2 separate regions of the Homo sapiens genome follow, and region 1 is linked to region 2. A link is a contact called in ENCODE Hi-C data. All regions are on one chromosome and are shown on one strand. Each heading gives the region's core, a stretch centred on a gene start or an enhancer-like site at or near the end of the contact. The rest is flanking DNA. Distances are from core to core; before and after follow the strand shown.

Evidence for each region. Hi-C counts contacts between places; a loop is a spot of excess contacts on that map. Pooled maps may share reads with other maps.
Region 1: a pooled map shows a loop between it and region 2 (6-fold over the local background). The contact joins two enhancer-like sites. A Hi-C loop is called at or near these places in 3 of 37 single-sample maps with no recorded cell type and 4 of 50 pooled maps.

What each region holds. Positions count from the first base shown.
Region 1 is chr7:37,784,658-37,788,958 of GRCh38, forward strand. No RefSeq gene overlaps it. Among named protein-coding and RNA genes, the nearest start is that of NME8, 62 kb to the right of the region's middle. Within about 2 kb of position 2,199, at least 3 of the 41 ENCODE cell types and tissues checked have a DNase peak (open chromatin) inside an H3K27ac peak, as active enhancers do.
Region 2 is chr7:36,947,175-36,951,551 of GRCh38, forward strand. All of the region lies in intron 16 of ELMO1 (engulfment and cell motility 1), which reads right to left. Among named protein-coding and RNA genes, the nearest start is that of MIR1200, 30 kb to the left of the region's middle. RefSeq lists enhancers at 3,952-4,001, 4,112-4,341. Within about 2 kb of position 2,682, at least 3 of the 41 ENCODE cell types and tissues checked have a DNase peak (open chromatin) inside an H3K27ac peak, as active enhancers do.

The DNA.
Region 1 (4,301 bases), core at 949-3,448, 840 kb after region 2:
CATGCTTGTTTTCTTGGTCCTATGGATGCTCAGAAATGCTGCCTTGGATCACCTTCCTCTGGGGGAGGAGTGAGAGAGACAGAATGTCCTTTGTGGGCCTTCATCTCTCATCTGCAAAGTGGAAGACAGGGATGGGATAACCTATCTGGACACTTCTCATTTGAAATCTCATGTCTCAATGGAAGAAAGGTCTATTGTACCATTGCTGGGAAATCTCCGTTTTGTGGTTTCTCCTCAGGCTACCTCTCTGGGTTCTGTTTCTTCCCTGTAAAATACTTTAGCAACAGAACCCAGAGAGTCAGCCTGAGTGGAAAGCACTGAAATGCCCTGGCTCTGAGATTCTCAGTTTATCCTCCTTTCTTAACCAGCTCTGCCACCCAACGTGACCATCTCAAATCCACTACAGCTGGAGGGTTCTCCAAATTCCAAAGATGGCCTTTTTAGGGCACTGTGTATCTTAACACTTTGGAAGCATCCCAGAGCATGGATACATTCAATCAAGAGTGAGACAGAGTGAGACATGCACATACGCAGAGAAGGAAAGATGAATAAAGAGAGATACTTTATGAATGTAGGTGCCTAGTGTGAAGAGCCTACACACTACTCCTAGTTTCTAGGTTGGCTAAGACTCTGGGATTTTTTAGATCAAACAGGGCACCAAGCCTGGCATCTCAAGTTTTTGGCTAATGACTTTTGAGTGTAAACAGGTTTGGAAATTGGCAGTTGCAGATTTTGTTACCACTTTCCTAAAAATACTTCAGAGTGGCAATTTAAGGACTCTAGAGAAGAAAAGTGACCTCCACCCATTCTTTCAGGAGCAGAGATTGCCCAGCAATGGCCATTTCAAATGGCACTTCCATGGAAAAGGAGAAGTGAGCAAGTTGGTGGCATCTCCAGCAGCATTTGCTTTGGACTTGCCTCAGCCGAGGACAGATTGACTTTGTCTTCTGAAAATGAAATTAGGCTAATCATTTATGTTAATGTTTTAATTTAACAGTTTAGAGGGGGAAAATAATTATGTTTAAAGAATTTTAATTCTCTAGGATTTAAAAATAAACTTCTACTTAAAGGTTAAGTTCCAACTCAAAAATAAGATTCCAGATAGCAAAAAGAAGGTGGAAAATGAAGCCATAGATAGTTAATGTGTCTGCCAGAGACTATCTCAAATTCCTTGCCATGTGTACATCATGGGGCAGTGGAAATAAAGACTTGGAACACAAACCCTGGTTTTCATCTTTATCTTCTCCCTAAGTAGCCCTGTGGCCTTGTGGTAAATTCCTAAACTCCGAATTGGGGTGGCTTCATCTCTTAAATAAGAGAATTATATTATTCTGGAGTAAATTATTTCTGAGCTCTCGTATTAAGGAATTGTTAGTTTTCTTTAAAATCTTGGCACTACCCAAGAAAAAAGTGCTGAATTCTGAGTATAGTAAGAAAATATATGAAACACCTGCATTCTTCTAGCTGTGTTGCAAATGCAATATGTACAGATTTTAGTACTTTGAAATCGTAATATCATCAATGTGAACAATTAAAGTTTGTGTTGGTCATAGTTCCAAATTGTAGCTGATTTTTATTTTTATACTCCACTCTTGGTCACATCTAACTTATTTCTTAGTTTGTCCTTTGTTAGACAAGCAATCCCTAAATATAGCACGGTTTCTATGGGAACATACATTCTCCTGAAGATTCCAGGAACACGTTTTATCTGAAAAATAAGGAACTGTCAGATAATACGTCCAAATTCAGGACTATAACCCAGGTTTTATATTTTTGAATTAATTTCATTTAAGTAGAGTTGTTTAAAATTAGTTGAAAAATTGGTTTCATGTGAAATTTTCCAGCTGAGTTGAATTGGTACATATTTGATTTTGATAATAAGAATTAAAATCTTATCTTTTATTGAGAGCTTTTTTTGAAATAATTAAGCATATGGCTCCATAACATTTGGATTCTGTTGTTTTACATCTCTGTGGCCACAAGCACTGTTGGATGATTGTGGAGCAGATGGCACAGGTGGGGACAATACTTACTCTTTTCCAAAGCAAATGAGAACTTTATCAGTTGTTACCTAAACGTAGGCCATAACGCACTTGCATTATGCATTTTTGTCCTTTTGAATTCCTGTAGCTGAGCAATAATATGATTTGGTGCTGAGTTTTCCTGTAACTGCTAGTTCCTTCCATCTTTAGGGTGTAGTCACCCAATACTTCCTCAAAAGTATGCCTTGATGTCTTAGCACAGCTACAGATGACTGTGAAGTTAGGGCAGAAAGTGAGAAGGTTGACATATGAAAATTAAAAACTTTTGAGGAAAACAACCCTCATTGTTGAAGTTACATCACCAGAGGATTGGACTTCAAAGAAAACCATATGTCCAAATGGCAGTTGATGAGAGAAGGGACCTTTGAAAATGGAAAATTATAGTTATAAATATTGGACGCTTACTGCTGAGAATACAAAAGTCTCACAGGAAGTCATGCCACAGGTCGTTTTCATTCTGAATGTGAAACATTTGGGGCAATACATAAAAGTACAATGAGAAACAGCATTGAAAAATACCTTTTAAGTGTTTCATTTTAATAAGAAATATTTCTGAAAATAAGACATTGAGAGTGAAAATGAAGCATTTACTTATGAGAATATTCTCGAATGTGTTTCACCACTAACTGTAGAGATAAACATTCCTTTGTGGCTGGGATGGCTCATCTGGGCTCTTCATTTTCACTGTTCCTCCTTGTGAGCCTTCAGTCTAAAGCTATTCTCTCGCTTCCTCATTTTTCACATGGTTTTAAAGACTGTTGAGGTTAGCGAAGTCTTGGTTCCAGTAAACTGCTCTCATTGCCTGCCCTGATCATGATTAGCAAATGACTATGGTAAATTATATCCTTATAAAAGATAATATTAGGAGTAATATTCCCCTGAAATACTATGAAAAATATCACACGGTGTACATCCACTGTGATATTAGGAGTAAATTCCCCCTAGGATATTATGAATAATATCACAGGGTATAATATCACACCCACTGTGATATTAGGAGCAATATCCCCATAAGATATTCCAAATAATGTCACAGGATGTACACAACAGGTGTACATCCACTATGATATTAGGAGTAATATCCCCATAAGATATTACAAATAATGTCACATGGTGTACAAACCGAGTGTACACCCACTGGAATATTAGGAGTAATATTCCCCTAATATATTACGAATAATGACACAGGGTGTACAACATTGGTGATATTAGGAGTAATATCTCACTAAGATATTACAAATAATATCACAAGGTGTACACCCACTGTGATATTAGGAGTAATAAGCAACTAATACATTACAAATAATATCACAGGGCATACACACAAGTTGTACACAAACTGTATTATTAGGAATAATATCCCCCTAAGATATTATGAATAATAACACAGGGTGTACACCCACTTTAATATTAGGAGTAACATCCTTCTAAGATATTATGAATGATTTCACAGAGTGTGCACCCACTGTGATATTAGGAGTAATATCTCCCTAAGATATTATGAATAATATTACAGGGTGTACACACCGTGAGGTATTCGTAGTAATGTCCCCCTAAGATATTACGAATAATATGACAGGGTGTACATCCACTGTGATATTAGGAAGAACATTCCCCAAAGATATTAAGAATAATATAACAGGGTGTACCTCCACTGTGATATTATAAAAAATATCTTCCTAAGATATTATGAATAATATCACCAGATATACACGCTGGTGTACATTTACTGTGATATTAGGAGTAATAGCCTTCTAAGATATTATGAATAATACCAACGGGTGTACACACCAGGTGTACACCCACTGTGATATTAGGAGTAATGTCCCTTAAGATATTAGGAATAATATCAAAAGGTATACACACACTGTGATATTAGGAGGAATATCCCCCTAAGATATTACAAATAATATCACCTGGTGTAAACCCACTGTAATATTAGGAGGAATACCCTTCTAAGATATTACGAATAACATCACCAGGTGTACACCAACTGTGATATTAGGAGGAATATACTCCCAAAATATTAGAAATAATATCACAGGGTGTACACCCGCTGTGATACCAGGAATATCCCCCTAAGGTATTACGAATAATATCACTGAGTGTACAGCCACTGTGATATTAGAAGGAATATCCCCCGAAGATATTATGAATAATATCACAGGATGTATACCCACTGTGATATTAGGAAGAATATCCTCCAAAGATATTAGGAATAATATCATAGAGTGTACACCCTCTGTGATGTTAGGAAAA
Region 2 (4,377 bases), core at 1,432-3,931:
TGTGTACCCAATGTTTAGCTCTCACTTATAAGGGTGAACATGCGGTATTTGATTTTGTTTCTGTATTAATTCACTTTCTAGCTTTGAGCAGGACAGTATCTCCATTTGGATGTGCCCAAAGCACTTCACATCTAGTTCATCCACTGAGCTCATCTCTCCCATATTCCTGGTGTGCTCTTATTCTCACATTCTCTATCTCAATTGCAGGTACTATTGCCCACCAATAAATCATCCCCAGTTTCTCATTTTCCAACTCACTCTCCATCACAACCTATCAACCACCCAAACCTGTTGATCCCACATCTTAAACACGTACTGACCACATTCCCAATCTGGGCCATGACGTTGATCAGGTGTTTATCTCCTGCTTGGATCAGGCGTTGGCCTCCTAATCTTTTCAGTCCAAAGAGTTTTCTTTCCAAAGCACAGATCTGATCATGTCTTTCCTTAGCCTAAAATATTTCTGTGGTCTTCAATAACCTTGGGTCAAAGTCTGAACTCCACAGCAATTTATACGAGGCCCTTCCTAAGCTGACCTGGCTCACCTCACCTGCTGCATTTCTTGCTCCTTTCCTCCTCAAACTCTGACCAGTGACCTAGAAGCATCCTTCTCTCTTCTGGCCTCCACCCAAGAGGCCACTCCCTCTGCCTGGAATGTCCCATCACCTCCCCACAACCACCTAGGCCCTGAGGATTCTTTTCCTGGCTGACTCTCTTTCCTCCTTCAGGATGTAGCCCAGGTTTATTTAACTGAATAATATGGCAAAATTAATGAAGGTCGAGTTCAAGTGACATAAGCTAGGCAAACACTTGTCTATCATAGACACAGTCAAGTGAGTTATTGTGCGTTCTTTGACTTATTATCCCCAACTCCTATGTCGGTTCCTAGCATGCAGAAGATGCTCAATAAGTGTAGTTTGAATAGATAAGTGGTGAAAAACATAACTAGGATCAAGAGGTACTTGATTTTATATAAAATATTTATCTTAGAGAAGTTTATAAGTACTTAAGAGGACAAACACTTGGTTCTTAAAATCATTTAGAGGGGTAGACAATGGGCGGGGTGGGGAGGACCACTATGTCCTGCACTGGTGGGTTGGGTGAAGGACGCTAAGGCAATGTGAGGGACCCAAGTTGACATCATCATGTGCAAAAGACACCAGACTCCTTCAACCAAAGTCCGGAGTAAGGAGAAGATTTCACATTGAGTTAGAATGTCATCTATGCACCAGGCACTTGGCATACATTGTCCTTTTATCCTTACAAAGGTTCTACAGAGCACATCATTTCATCTCTCTTTTACAGATTAGGAAACTGAGGTTCAGAAAAATTAAATCAACTGTATAAAATCACACAGCTACTACCCCTCCACAGAGCAGTAACTTCCTCCATACCACAACAGTCTCTACCATTTATTGACCTCTTGACTGTGTGCCAGGTGCTATTTGAACCATTTTAGATTATCTCATTTTTTTCTTCACTATAACCCTACAACTATCTCCTTCCTATGAAGAAGGAAACTGAGGGCTAGGATACAAACCCAGTTCTCACTGTTCCTAAATCCATGCTCTTAACCACCTTCCTATATACATCAAGACGCAAAAGGGATTTGAACATTTTCCCACCATACGGCAGAGCCTCTAGGATATGCTCCCTATAGAAGGTACTGCTCACTCACTCTTTTTGTTTGTTTGTTTTTGAAATGGAGTCTCGCTCTGTCACTCAGGCTGGAGTGCAATGGTACGATCTTGGCTCACTGCAACCTCTGTCTCCCAGGTTCAAGCGATTCTCCTGCCTCAGCTTCCCGAGTAGCTGGGATTATAGGTGCCTGCCACTACGCCCAGCTAATTTTTGTATTTTTAGTAGAGAAGGGGTTTCACCATGTTGGTCAGGCTGGTCTTGAACTCCTGACCTCAGGTGATCCACCCGCCTTGGCCTCCCAAACTGCTGGCATTACAAGCGTGAGCCACCATGCCTGGCCTGCTCACTCACTCTTCAAAGATCTCATAACACTTTTTTACCCTATGGTAGAGGTACTTACTTCCATCTGCCTTGCATGATGAGAGACCCTATCACTGAACTGGAAACGGCACCACTTCTTATTCCACTGTGTTTCCCCCACATTCCCTTGCCTTGTGCCTTGGCCACAAATGGAGGATATAAATATCTGCTGATTTTCACGGAGACTCACACAAGAGCTGAAAAGACAGGTGGGACTTCACGGAATTTTCTCATCTGGTTCCTTTGATGACAGACCAGCTGAAGAGCCCCCTTCTCAATGTGCATGGCCACACCCTCTCTCGGTGGCAGACATCAGACCAGGTTCTCTTGCTCTGTCCTCTTCACTCGGTCTAGGCCAGGGTTCTTCAACCTTGGCACTACTGACATTTGGGCCAGATAATTCTATGTTGTGGAAGCCTGTCCTGTGCATTACAGAATGTTTAGCAGCATCTCTGGCCTCTATTCACTAGGTGTCAGTGGCCCCCCACCCCCAACCAAATGTGACAAAACTATCTCCAGACATTGCCAACTCCCCTCATCCCCATGGCAAATCCTTCCTGTTCACTGTAGAATGTTTAGCAGCATATCTCTGGCCTCTGCTCACTAGATACCAGTGCCCTCCTCCACCACCCCACCCAGATGTGACAAACAAAACTATCTCCAGACATTGCGAAATCCCTCCTCCCATTTGAGAACTACTGTGTGGCCTCATGCCAATGACACAGACAATGCAAACATCTTTCCAAAGCAAATCCCCAAAGTCCCGTGGCTAAGCTGGTTCTGCAAAATTAGCTTCTCAGATTTAGGTTATGGCTCTTTCGGTTGGAGTTCCCTCGTGCTGTGTTCGCCCCATGCTCCTATACATCTCATTTCCATTCTCCCCTTCTCACTCACCACTTTTTTTCAGCATTTAAATCTAGAAGATACAGCTCCCTGTATATCCTAAACAGACACAGAAAACAAGAAACAATGTACTATGCAAGACCCACCATCAACAAGGTGCCCGGGACAGCTGGAGATGAGCGACTCCTGACTGGGTGGATTGACTGGCATGCTCATTATTAACATCTGTGAGAGACAGAGGGAATGTTTCCTTCAGCCCTGTGAGCAAGACTCAGGAACTGAGCAGCCCACAGTAGCTTTTTATGTAACCAGCCCACCTTCTCTGCAGGAGATGAGCAGAGTCAAAAGATCTGTTTTCCTTCCCATTTCCTCCTGCAGTTCACTCTTCACAGTGGGTGACTGGGCAAAGGGTCACTCACCACCAAGCCACAGGTTTCTCCTATTTTCTCCTGGGCCCCTGGCCACTCCTATCTTCTGCTTCTGTCTTTGGTTCAACCCCTTGGGCTGTCTGTGTTTCATGGCGCCAGGCAATTTATCTCTTTTGTCCTTCCTAAGGTGAAGGTAACAATTATACATCTTTAATCAAGGCTGGGGACTGACTCAATATTTTTCTGACAGGAATACTGCTCTTCCAGCAGACCGAGTCATTTAGGTATTTCTCAAATGTTCACTGCACACAAGACATTGCGCTAGAGGGACAGAGCCCTTATGGAGATCGAAGCAATGGCTCCTTCATCTCCATGAGGGCTCAGGGGTCTGGGCTGAACTGAGGACTGGCCCATGAAGACAAGCTGAGGATGCACTCCATGAAGCTGTTTACAGTGGGATTTCAGACCCACCATGTTACGGAGTGTCTGAGAGGAAGGCCGAGAGGGCGTGTCTGCTTCTTGCCTCTCTGGAGCAGTAAATGACCCATCCATCTACCCAGTTACTGAAGCCAGACACCAGGAAGTCAATCATGATTCCCCCTCTCCACCACTACCCCTGTCCACACCTAATCAGTCCACAAGTCTTTTTGAGCTTATTTCTAAAACATATCTCACAAGTACCTTCTTACCTTATTCCTACTGTTGCCACCTTGGTCCAGGCCACCTCCATTTACTGCTTGGACCTGTGTATCAGCCTCCTTCCTGGTCTCCCACTTCCATTCTTAAGCCACTCCAATCTATTCTGGACTCAGCAATAGAGATCATCTTAAAAGGGAGTCCAGATCAGTGCAAGGCATTGCTTAAGATGCTTCAAGGGCTTCTTAACTAGGTTAAAATCCTATCCCTTCACTTTGGTCTGCAAGAGCCTATCTGATTTAATCCCTGCCCACATCACCAACACTTGGCTCCGGCCAAAATGGTCTTGGTTTCAGTTCCTCAAAAAAGCCAAGCTCTCTCCTGTTTTTGCTCATCTGGACCCTCAGCCTGGAAGGTGCTTTCCTCCACACTTCACATACCTACCTCCTTCCCATCACGTAGCCTTAATCAGTGGTTCTCAATCTAGGGTGGCCACTGGAACCACCTGGAGGGCTCATTAAACACAGAC